Regions from separate parts of the Homo sapiens genome. Here region 1 is linked to region 2. A link is an interaction called in ENCODE POLR2A ChIA-PET data of the cell type or tissue named here. Cell type or tissue: Caco-2. All regions are shown on one strand. Links, peaks and the distances in the headings refer to the core of each region. The heading gives the core; the rest is flanking DNA. Region 1 has its middle 92 kb from the start of AKAP4. Region 2 has its middle 20 kb from the start of AKAP4.

The links. ChIA-PET counts read pairs that join two places held together with the same protein. Peaks named below come from ENCODE experiments on the same cell type or tissue, not always from the same donor. Only the 100,000 strongest peaks of a DNase experiment are listed, where the experiment ranks them.
Region 1: POLR2A ChIA-PET joins it to region 2 with 7 read pairs; 2 of 35 experiments call an interaction of 5 or more read pairs at or near these places.

What each region holds. Positions count from the first base shown.
Region 1 is chrX:50,105,259-50,111,780 of GRCh38, reverse strand. No RefSeq gene overlaps it. Among named protein-coding and RNA genes, the nearest start is that of AKAP4, 92 kb to the left of the region's middle. In Caco-2, for the core only: no CTCF peak of the experiment used is centred there; DNase peaks (open chromatin) are centred at 3,330 and 4,120.
Region 2 is chrX:50,177,940-50,184,461 of GRCh38, reverse strand. No RefSeq gene overlaps it. Among named protein-coding and RNA genes, the nearest start is that of AKAP4, 20 kb to the left of the region's middle. In Caco-2, for the core only: no CTCF peak of the experiment used is centred there; no DNase peak of the experiment used is centred there.

The DNA of each region.
Region 1 (6,522 bases), core at 1,465-5,464, 73 kb after region 2:
AAAGAATATAAGGCACTATGGTTCAGCATTATTCCAATTCTATTTGTGTGTGTATATACACTGTCATATATAGAAAAATAATAAAAATAAATTTACCCAAATATTAACCATGGTATCTCTGAGTGAAGGAACTGCAGGTAATTTTACTTTCTTCATTATGATTTTGAAACCTTTTAGAACTTTTCTTTAAAAATTTCTAATTTTTTCTTACAATAAACCTACTTTTTATTTTTTTTGAGATGGGGTCTCACTTTGTTGCCCAGGCTGGAGTGCTGTGGTGTGATCATGGCTCCCTGCAGCCTTGACCTCCCAGGCTCAAGTGATCCTCCTGCCTCAGCCTCCTGAGTAGCTGGGACTACCAGTGTGCGCCACCACACCCGGCTAATTTTTTTTATTTTTAGTAGAGACAAGGTCTCACTGTGTTACCCAGGCTGGTCTCAAACTCCTGAGCTCAAACAGTCCTTCCACTTTGGTCTCCCAAAGAGAGGCAGAAGAACAGGGCCTGGAGGTAAGGAACCTATGGACTTCCTAGAACTAAATTAAATGGAAACACTTTACCTATGACAGGAAATATCCTCTTCATTTACACAGGGCGTACACCAAGTAACCAATGGAAACCTCTAAAGGGTATCTAAACCCCAGAAAATTCTGTACCGGGGCTCTTGAGTCTCTATGCTCAGACCCGCTCCCACCCTATGGAATGTACTTTCATTTTCGATAAATCTCTGCTTTTGTTGCTTCATTTTTTCCTTGCTTTGTTTGTGCGTTTTTTCCAATTCTTTGCTCAAGACGCCAAGAACATGGACACCCTCCGCCCGTAAAAAAAGTGCTGGGATTATAGGCATGAGCCACCATGCCTGGCCCAATATGTTTATTTTATAATCAGAGAAAAATGAACACAATTGTTTTTAAATTCAGGTTCCTTCCACGTGTCCCAATGTTATCTGTTGAGCAGCTGCAAACTGAGAAAAGTGGGTTTTGATCTGTAGATTATAATGGCTTCACCCAACAAAGATTTCTTAGCCTGTTCATGCTGCCAAAACCAAATATCATAGGCTAGGTGACCTAAATCACTGGAATTTATTTTCTTAGAGTCCTGGAGGCTTGAAGTCTGAGACCAAGGTGCCAGCAAAGTTTATTTCTGATGAGGGCTCTCTTCTTGGCTTACAGATGGCTATCTTCTCACTATAGAAACCACCTTTGCAAAAATTATAACAGTAAGAAAATTATGACAGTGAAAGAGATCCGATCTAACCAACTCCATCTTACCTCTAACCTCCAAACTGCCCTTGGTTATTCCTAGGCATGGGCCAATCTAACTTTGGAAGAAATTTATAGTTTAAATGATAACAGCCCTTCCCACAAACCAAACCACTTTTGTAAAACAAATGAAAGACAACCAGATTTCTGGAGGTCACAAGATTTGCAACTTCCTCAATTACTCCTGTAATTAACATTACTATTGTGGAACCTAAAACTGGCCTTTTGAAATGTCTCTTCAGGCTTTTGCATTTCTGATAACTGGATGGCCCCACCCTGACCCTCAACCAGTCCTGTGGCCCTCACCTAGAAGCAGACTCTACACACAAGGACCATTTTTCACACCCCTGCCCTCCAAACTGCCTTTGAAAAACCGTAGCCTCCAAATTTTTGAGGAGGCTTATTTGAGTAATAATAAAACTCTGGTCTTCCATTTAGCTGGCTCTACTTGTATTAAATGCTTTCTCTATTGTAATTCCCCTGTCTTGATAAATTGACTCTATCTGAGTAGCAGGCAAGAAGAACCCACTGGGCAGTTGCACCACGTCCTCATGTGGCCTTTCTCAGTGCCTCCATGGGGTGGGGAGGGGGGAGGGAGAGAGAGAGAGAGAGAACACAAGAGTGAGGAGTGAGCATGTACTCTGATGTCTCTTCTTATAGGAACACTAATCCTATTACATCAATGACCCCATCCTATGATCCCATTTAACCTTCTTTCTTTACTCCAAATACAGCCACACTGGAGGTTAGGGCTTCGTCATATAAATTTTGGTGAGGCACAAACATTCAGCTCATGACAGAAGGAAAGGGAAGGGATATGCATACTGTAAACCAAAAAGTTTACACCTGAGACAAGTCTCAATCAACTTAGAAGTTTATTTTGCCAAAGTTAAGGACATATCCATGACACACCCTCAGGAGATCCTGACAACATGTGCTCAAGGTGGTAGGGCTACAACTTGGTTCTATATATTTACGGAGACATAAGACATCAATCAATACATGTAAGATGTACATTGGTTCAGTCCAGAAAGGTAGGACAACTGGAAGCAGGAGCTTCCAGGTAATAGGTGAATTCAAAGATTTTCTGATTGGTAATTTGTTATTATCTAAAGACCTGGAATCAATAGAAAGGAATGTCTAGGTTATGATAGGGGGTTGAAGAGATCAAGGTTTTGTCTTGCAGATGAAGCTTCCAGGTAGCAGGCTTCAGAGAGAATAGATTGTAAATGTTTCTTATCAGACTTAAAGAGTCTGTTCTATCAGACTTAAGGTCTCTGTGTTGATGTTAGTGCTGGTCAGCTGTGCCTGAATTCCAAAAGGAAGGAGGGAATAATAAGGCATATCCAACTTCCCCTTCCCATCATGGCCTGAAGTAGTTTTTCAGGTTAATTTTGGAATGCCCTTGGCTGAGAGAAGGGGTCCATTCAAATGGTTGGGGGGCTTAGAATTTTATTTTTGGTTTACAGTACCTATTATATTTCAGGCAGCTTCACACATAATCTCATGAAATTCTCACAGCCATCTCATAAGATAGGTGTTACTGTTTCCCATTGTGTATGTTGTAATAGCAATAGTAAAATTTATTAAGCACGTACCATGTGGCAGGCACAGGGCTATGGGGGATCCTTGTTAAGTAGTGGAAAAACACTTACTGAAACTGTTGCCTGCGATTATGTGGAAAGTAGAGTGTAGGTGATGAATGTGGTTATTTAGTTAACAAGATTTCCAAGCAAAGTGTTGAAGCTGTGGGCTGGTTTTTTCTTGATGCTTATAGTAAAATGTGAGAGGAGAGACATAAATTGAGGGAAGCACTTTTAAACCCAAAAGAAATCAGTACTTGATTCTTAGTCTCTCCAGATGGCAAAAGATGCTAAAATTAAGAAATGGCTTCCAAGCACTGCTAGGAAAGCATGGCATAGAGAAAAAGCCAACAGCAACTGGACAATCTTTTGTTAAAATCTCAGATCAAAGGATCAGAGTGGTATTCAGTCACACAAAGGGCCCTTTCAAGAGATTAAAGGTGTGGCTCCAAGAACCTCTCAAACAATAGGGCCTCTTAGGAAACGTAAGAGTTGTGTACCTAAGCCATCACAGAAGGAGTCCAAGGTAAAGAAGGGCTTATCTCAAACAGATCTGTGGGTATGTCTTTTTCTAATGGAGCAAACTCCAGTTAAATCCACTGAAGATTCGAAAGTTTTGGAGGAAGTTATTTAAGCAGAAACACTGTTAGCTTGGATGGAGACAGACAGCATACAAAATTAAAGATAGCTGCTGGACCCCTAAAATTCTACTGGCAGGGAGCAGTCTGATAAACTACTTAGCTGCACACATGTGCTACCTTTTGTGGAAAAGGAAGGACAATTCAGAAGGCAGAACCAAGAGACCAAACAGGACTTAAGAACTAATGAAGGAACATCCAACATTTGCCCAGCTGGATTTCACAATTGTCATGGACCAGTGCATGCCTCCCATTTCCCCGCTCCTTTTCAAATGGAAATGTCTATAGCAGTTATCTTAAGCCTTCCCAACATTTTATGTTGGTTTTATGGGAGGTAGATTACATGTCTCTTTCATTTTACAGATCAACAAATTGAGAAGAATTTTGCCTAAAACATTGCATCTTCACCTGGACCTGATTTAGATCATGAGATTCTAGACTTTAAGCAGATGCTACAATGGGATGAGATTTTGAGGAATATTGAGAAAGAAATGAATGTATTTTGCGTGTGAGAGAGACATGAATCATTGGAAGTCAAGGAGTAGACTGTGGCAGAAAGACTCTAACATGGCCTGTGTGATTTCTGCCTCCTGGAATTCATGTTCTTGTGTAATCCTCCTCCCCTTGAGTGTGGGCAAGATGCTGTGATTATGTTACATAATCTTGCAAGGTGTCTCTTGTTAGGAGACTCACTTCCTTGCTTCATCTTCCTTTGATGAAGCAAGTGGTCATGTCGGGGAGGTTCACTATGACAAGCATGTTGGTAAATTTTTTTTTTTAGTTTCCCACATTACACTGATGTAATGATGGTTAATTTTATGTCAATGTGGCTATGTTTTGGTACCCAGATATTTGATCAAAGTTTATTCTGGATGTTTCTGTGAGGGTGGTTTTAGATGAGACTAACATTTAAATCAATGTGCTTTGAGTAAAGCAGATTTCTTAATGAGGGTGGACTTCCTCCAAACAGTTGAAAGCCTGAATAGAACAAAATCCTGACTTCCCCAGAACAAGAGTGAATTCTGCCAGTTCATGGCCTTTGAACTTGAACTGCAACACCAGTTCTTCTCTGGGTCTTCAGCCTGCCAGACCACCATGAAGATTTTGAACTTGCCAACTTCCATAATTACATGAGCCAATTCCTTAAAATAAATCTCTCAATATACACATGCATATGCATACACACATGCACACACACACACACACACACACACACACATCCTAGGGATTCTTTTTCTCTGGAAAACTCCGACTAATACAGCAAGAAACTGAGTGGCAACAGGTCAACAGCAAGCTAGGAACTGAGGCCTTTGGTCTGATAGCCCACAAGGAATTTAATGCCACCAACAATCGTATGAGCTTAGAAGTGGATTCTTGCCCAGTTGAGCCTCTGATGAGAGACCGGCCCTGACCAACACCTTGACTGCAGCCTTATGGAGGACCCAGCTAAGCCATGCCAAGACTCCTGACCCACAGAAACTGTGAAGTAATAATTATGTGTTGTTTAAAGCTGCTAAGTTTCTGGTAATAGTGTTACCCAGTAACAAATAACTAATACAAGAAGATATGGAAACTTGAGGATTCCTGTCTATAAACTGAGTTTGATTGGCCTTTACTTTTTCTTTCAAGGGCTCTCCTAGGTTCCAGCAAGTCAGCCCTGTGTAATGCTTCCTTTGCAGAAATATCCCGTGGCAATATTTGAAACATTGTGGTATTGTAGAAAACAACTCAGGAGTCATACAGCTCTGGACTTGAATGCCATCTCACCGCTTACTATCTGTGTGACCCAGAGCAAGTCACTTCACCTACCCACTGGCATACACTTCCCTTTCTTTATCTAACATAAACGGGTTTAATAACAGTATCTACTTCTCAAGGTTGTTGTGGGGGATTAAGCAAAACCATGGAAGTGAAGCATGAAGTCTAGTGCTTGAAACAGAGCACCCAACACACAGAACTTTTAAGAATAACTTGCAGAGGATTCCTAAGCCTGTAAAACTCCAAGGACAAACATTGTTCTCTCTGCCTGCGCCAGATCCAGGGCCACTTGGTCATCTGGGGCAACGGCTGGTAGTGGTATGATAAAAGTCTGGTTGCCATAGTCACCATTTTCTCAAGCTAGAGAAAGCCTAGAATCCCCAGGCCCAATAAATATTTGCTGGAGGCATACAGGGAAAACAAATCAACAAAAACTTCACTAGACTGCAAGTACTGTGAAGACAAGGCCCGTGTCTGTGTTGTTATTTGCTGCTATATTCCCAGCACTCAGCACAGTGCCTAGAACATAATATACGTTCAATAAATAGCTGCTGAATAAGTGAACAAATGAATGAATGAATGGCTACCTCATATATGGAGCATGAAGAGAAGTACACTGGGTGTTTATTTCCAACAAGGGGCACCTCCACCTGAATGGCTCCTCAGAGATCCTTGATAAGAGAGCACTGCAGTAAGCCGGGGGCTCCCCTCAGGCCAAATTATTTCTACTGCTGTCCTGGAGAACTGCTAATTTCCCCCAAAGAGAGGCAGACAGCTGTGAGAAGAGGGGCTTTGGTTATCTCACTAGAGTGAAGTAGAAAGGGAAATTCCCTTTTTTGAGAACCTACTGGGTACCAACCAGGCACTGCTAAGCTTTTCACACACATTACGTGTCTTATTTATTTCTTACCACAGTTCTCTGGGTTAGGTATTAGTATCTCCATTTGGCAGAAGAGACAATTGAGAGACAGAGAGGTTGGGTGCTTTGCCCAGACCACACAGCAAGTAAGTGGCAGAGCTAGGATATGAACTTAGGTCTGTCAGACTCCAAAGCCCATGCTCTTTCTACTACACCAGTATTGGAACCTAGCAGGAGCCACAGCCTTTTAGGAAGTCAAAGGGGAGGAAGCCTATCTTATTAGACTATGTGCGTCAATTTCTATCACAGTAGCTGTTCAAATAGCAGAGACTCAATAAATGTTTAATGAATGAGCCCATCAGTGAAGAATTCTTCCCATTCACTCAATACATATTTATAATGTTTATAGTGTGTCTGGTAAGTC
Region 2 (6,522 bases), core at 1,454-5,453:
ACCCTGGCAGGAGACAAGGACAGTCTCTGATGGTATCCGACCAATGCACGCCAGAATGTGTGAAGTAGAAGGAAAGGAGGGGTTACAGGCAGTTGGGGTGTTCAGGGCACTTGCCAATCAGTAGGAAAGGATTTCAACATTTGAATAGCTGTGGGGCTGTGCTAGTGCCTCAAGTCTGAAATGCCTCTCCCAGGGTGGAAGTATTTTACTTTCTCTTATCTTCCTCAAGTCTCGGGCCTGGCTAAGAGTTGAATTCTAGATAACACCTGGGGCGAGCTCAGCTGAAGAAAAGGTACAAACCCACACAGTTCCAGCGCCACTGGATCACACTGTCTTATAATGTCTTGGTTTCATGTCTGCCTTTCCACCAGACTACAAATAGCTTGTAACAAATGAACAGATAAGGGCCTCCCACCTACTGGGCACCCAGACAATCAATGTTTGTTAAGTAACAGCTAACTGTGTGCTGAGCCAGGCCCTCTGCTAGGCTCTTCTCACAGATTGTCACATCTAATCCTCAAGGTGCCTCTCTTGGTAGCCCCAATTCTCAACTGAGGAAATGAAGGTACAGAGGATCAGAAAGTTGCCTACATCTGGGATGACGCCCAGGCAAAATGAGACTTGACTCTGTACTATTCACCACCACACTTGAGTGGCTGGTGGGTGCCCATCCATGTGCAAAACGTCAGAGGTGAATAAAGGCATGGCTTGCTTAGGAATCCAGGAGACATGGCACTGGAGTAGAAAGTGTGTGAAGGGGAACTGAAGGGTGACAAGGCTAGAAAAGTCAGCTGGCATCAGAGTACTATGTGGATTCACTGCTAAGTTCAAGGAGAAACCACTTGAAGGGTTTGAGCTCTGCAGTTTCAGAGTAAGCTTTGTGTTCTGGAGTGCTCACTCAGTCTGCTATGGGAAGGATACATTGGAGCGAGCCATGTGCTGCTTAACTGTTCTTTACTTCCTTTGCTTATTTCTGCTTTTTTTTTGGTTCCTTTCATTTTTCCTTTTTAAAATGGACTTCACTAAATGTTAAAAGATTCCAGAGCTGAACTAACATACCTACTGGGGGGCAGATGGGGAAGGTGAGCAGTGCCCCTTATGACCGACTAGAAACCCCAGCTGTGATGGAGACAATTGATGAAGAGAAGGGTGGTAGGTTTTCATTTTCCTTCCCTAAGGTTACACTTGGCCTCCAGGCCTTTATTTGCCACTGTCACAACCATCAGATGCCAGAAACAGTAGAAGGCAGACTCCAAACTCTCCCCGACCTCCAAATGCCAAATGCATATATTTTTAATGACCTTGACGTGGCTTAACACAGCACCTCCCAATAGAAGATAAATCATGTCCCAGAACTCAGCAAGAGAGGAAAGTAAAATAAAACACCCTGATCTGCTAACTTTCCTCTCAGTGGCTGACAGCATCTCGTTCCCAAAGGCCCTGCTTTTGGAAAAGAAATTTTTCCTGTTGGAGACTTCGGATGCCTTTGTCAATGAGTCCTGTGGCACAAACTATCTGCTAAAGGGAAGGGAGGACTTGCCAGGAAAATCTCCTCTGCAACCAAATGGTCCACTTCTGAAATGACAGAACAACTTAGTTATCCCCATCCTGATGCAAACTCTAAGCAGGCACACCTAGAGTGACTTGTCATATCTCTCCATCCTCCTTTGAGTCGAATCTTGGGGTTTTCTTCCTACTTCCCTGGCCCTTTCTTCCCAGTCTCTTTCAGAGAACCCTCTTTCTCTGCCCATCTGATAACTGTTGACCTACCCAGGATCTATCCTTGTTTTGCTGCTCTTCCCACAAGCCCCACTATCTAGCTGCACCCACTTTACAGAGGGTGGGTGGACAGGCCTAGCTGGGACACTGCCAAAGAGAACTCGTGCCAGAGTTTGGATCCTGGAAGACGGCAAGGACCAGAGGAGGTAGAGGAGGGTGTGAGATGAGGTTCTCTCAGTGGTGTTTCTTCGCTAGGATACCGCAACTTTTAAAATACAGATTCCCAGCCCATCTGTCCCACCCCAACTCCAGATAAATTCTCAATTCCTTTGTTTGGGGTTGCAAAACAAGCATGTATATTTTACATATCTCCAAGTGATGTCATATTACTCCGTTCTATTTTGAAGAAATTAAAACTTATGGAAAAGTTGTAACACCAGTATAATAAGTACCCATATACCCTTCATCTAGCTTCAATTGTTCATATTTTGCCATCTTGCTTTATCTATCTGGCACACAAATGACTAAAATTGTGTGCATATATATAATAATTATTATTATTATATAAAATTATCATTATTTTTCTGAGCCATTTGAAAGTCAGTGTAGACATCATGATATTCAACCCTAAATACTCCAGTGTGTGTCTCCTAGGAACTAGGACATTCGTCCACATACAAGTCATAGCCAGTTGTCCTAAAAAATCCCAATAATAGCCTCAATAGCTGTTCCCCTCTGCTCTATCCAATATCCATGCATTGTATTGAGTTATCATGTCCCTTTAGTCTCCTTTAATCTAGAAAGGTCCCAGCCATTTTTTCCTGGTCTTTAATGACATTGTCACTTTTTTAAGAGTCTAGGCCAGGCATTTTGCAGAATGTCCAAGAGGTTTTGATCCACAAAGAAGAATGAGAACAGCTTAAAGAACAGCTTGGAGAGGTCATGACCAGTCAGTGAACTGAAGGCCAAATTGGAGACAGCACCACAGGTTAGGAACTACATGAAAACTGGAAAGCGGTCAGGAGTGAAGTGAGGAAGCTTGGTGGCTGGGTAGGTTGCATGGCTTAAAAACATAAGGTCACAGCAGCTATTTGTCCTATGGCTATAAATACCCAAATATACACAGCAGTGACTCACGCAGTGATTTCTTCCATCCTCTCACCAGTTTCCTGAACCCCAGGCCCTTATATTGAACTGACTACTGGACATACACAGACATTTCTTAAGCAAACACTATGTCTCAGGCACTGTCTAAGCACATTATATGTATTATCTCATTTAACCTCCATCATAACAAACTCTCCAGGAGGCAGAAACTAGGATTTTCTCTGTTTGAGGGCAAGGAAACTGAAGCACAGAGGGGTGGAAACTTGTTTGGGGTCAACACAGCTAGTGAGTGGTGTTACCAGAATTTGAACACCAGAGCCTTCACACTTTTAAATTATATTTTTTTAAGTATTATTCTGTAAAACTGGCTTTCTTCCGTTTTGGTTCACAGTTCTATAAATTTTAACACATGTATAGATTATGTAGCTACCACCATAATCAGGATACAGAACAGTTCATCACGCCCAATAAACTCCCTCTGCTCTCCCTTTAAGAGTCATCACCCCACCCCCACTATGGAGAATGTTGCTATTTCTTTTATTCTTCTACAGCCTATATTTCCAATGTCAGTTAAGCTTTCAAATATTTCGCAGTTCTAATCCGTTTTCTCGCGTGACCAACCAGTAGGTCAGTTGGGTCTGTTGGGAAGACCGCTTAGCTCAGTTCTCAGTTCTGACAGCCTTCGTTATGGTAGTTAGGTTCAGAAAACGGACGCAGAGGTCAAGGGTAAACCCTAGATGTCATAACAGCTCTTTGGGGCCACATTCCTGAGCTCCTCACTTTCCGTTATCCTTCCAATACTTTCCAGTACCCTGCAGGCTCTCATTGATGGAGGTTGTCTGGGCCACGTGGCAGGAGACGCTTTGCTCGGGGCGGGGAAGGAGCAGGGGGCGGGGAGACAGAGACAAAAAAAAAAAAAAAAAAAAAAAAGGCAATGGGTTTTGGCCCCTCCCCCTTAAAGCTGCAGCTTCATTGAACAGAAAAGTAAGGTTCTCCCTTTTCATTCACTTTTGGCTTCTGCAGTTTCCCATCCCCGGCTACTCTTTCCCACTGCCACCACCTCAACTGTGGGACCGCCTGCTGACTGGGGTGACAGACCACAGGGGAAAAAATAAAAACAGCACCAGTGTATTTCCTCCACTCTCTTTGAGCATTTTGGATCTCCCCTTTCCACCCCTCCAACCAGAAGTAGAGGGTTTCTACTGGATCTCTGTCTGTACCAGAGTGCTCACTTCTGAGTTTCAGATTGTCTTGAGTTCCTGCTGGGGGATGCTGCAGGAACAAAAATAGTAAACTCACTTCCAGTTTGGTGGCACTGTTAATTCTAGCCTTCTCTAGTCTGTCTGCTAATATTTACTTTTCAGAGTTCTCAAATAGTTTGGCATGCATTCTGTACAAGCTTTGTACTCAAGTTCAGTAGGCAATAAAGGGAGGTGTGTGTTTATTCCATCATGTACAGAATAAAAATCAGCCCTCACTTTTAAACCCCATGCCATTGTGCCTCTCCACATGAATGTCCATAGACACTATGAACTCATCATGTGCCAATTGTATTCACCATCTACTCACCAGCCTTATCTCTTCCAATGTTCCATATCTCAACCAGTCCCACCATCATCATTTACCCAGTTGTCCAAGCTGGAATCCTGGGCATTGTCAAGAACTCCTCTCTCTGTCTAATGTCTACATCCAATCATACATCCAGTCCTAGCTTCCCTCTCCTTATTTCCACTACTTTAAATTATTCACGCCTTCATTCTTTCTTGCCTGGATTATTGCATGTTGTCAGTTAATTGGTGTGACTAGGTAATTGTTTTTCTTTTGTTGACATCCTACTTTTTAAACATTGTATTGGCTATATACAGAAAACTGAACAAAATTATAAGCTCAACACATTATCAATAAATTATCACAAACTGAGCCCACCCATGGTCAAGAAACAGAACATTCGAAGCACTCAAAAGCCCCTCTTAGTCTGCCTTTTTTTTTTTTTTTTTTTTTTTAGACAGAGTCTGTCTGTTGCTCAGGCTGGAAGGCCGTGGTGCAATCACAGCTCACTGCAGCCTCGACCTCCAAGGCTCATGTGAGGTGGGCTCCTTCCACCTCAGCATCCCAAGTAACTGGAACCACAGGCATGTGCCACCACACCAGGCTAATATTTGCATTTTTTGTAGAGATGGGGCTTCACTATGTTGACCAGGCTGGATTCTGCCTTTTACAACACTTCATAGCTAAATAGAATCACACCGTATGATTTTTTGTGCGTTTAGTTTCCTTTGCTCAACATTATGCTTGTGAGAGTCAGCCGTGTTGTTGCTTGTTGTTTTATTCTCATATTGTATAATATTCCATTATATATCGTCCATTGTATAGTTGATGGACATTTATTTGGGTTGTTTCCAGTTTGATCCTATTAGGAATAGTGCTGCTATGAATGCACCTATACATGTCTTTTGCTAGCCACAAGCACTCATTTTATTGGATACATACCTACAGGTGATATTCCTGATATGACTATATTCAACTTTAATAGATCGTGACAAACCCTGTCACGGTGGTTGTACAAATTTACTCTTCCATCAGTGGTATAGGAGACTTTCTGTTGCTCTATAGCTGGATAATATTTTAGGAGACTAATATATTTATTTATTTTTTTCTTCCTGTGCATTCCTCCTTTTCTTTCCTTCCATCAAGCAGATAGCTGGTTCAGGCCCTCTTGGCTACCAGGAGGTTTGTAGCACGGCAGAAAACAGGGCAGAAAAGTGACTTTTCGTACAGCACTAAAAAAAAATAGTGATGGGGTTTCACCATGTCACTCAGGCTGGTCTGGAACTCCTGGCCACCCACCTGCCTCGGCCTCCCGAAGTGCTGGGATTACAGGGGTAAGCCACCAGGCCTGGCGCCCCTATAGCACTTTCTAATTTTGGTTCACAACAGCCTTGAGCCTCAAAGTGGGGAAAGTTTGCCAGTAAAGAAACAAAACAAAAACCATCTTGGAGGAGACATGAAGGGAAAACGACTTTTTTCCACATCAAAAAAAGTGATTTCCCTGATACAATGGGAGAAGAGAAAGTTCCAGAGCAGGAGAGCCTGGGCTGGCTTCTGGGCAGTGTGCATGGGAAGGCAGCAAGACCCCAGAAAGGAATGGTGAGGTGGGGAATCTAGGAGGGTGGGATGTTAAGCAGAGGATTTTTGCAGAATCATCAGAGTGCTGTTGGGCCTGAAGGGTCCTGCACAGAGGCCAGTAGATACCTCAGCATTAGCCGCTGTGAGTAGACGACTTGATGACCAGAGAGGGCCATACCCCTATGTCCTGGTACATACAAAAATCAGAACTCAGGCGCAACTCTGAGTGAAGAGTCCCAAGAATAATTGAGGTTGAGTTTCCCTCCAGACTGTGGGTCCTGGGAGATCAAAGTGGAATTCACTATGATTTGTAAAAAGATGTGCTGCTTCTTACCTGAGTGGTGGACTAATATGTGTACCTGCTACATGGGCCTGGCTTTTCCCCAAGGCTAGTGCTAGTACATATAGTATCTTCGTGAAAGTTGTGTTTTTGTTGTTCTTATTGTTGTTTCTGAAAGGCACTGCCTCTGGGCTGACCAATCAGGAAAAGGTTCACTTTACTCTGAGCTGGCAGTGTTGTGCCAGGGTGCTTGGCTTGATGTATAGAATTATTGGGCTGCATTGCAGCCC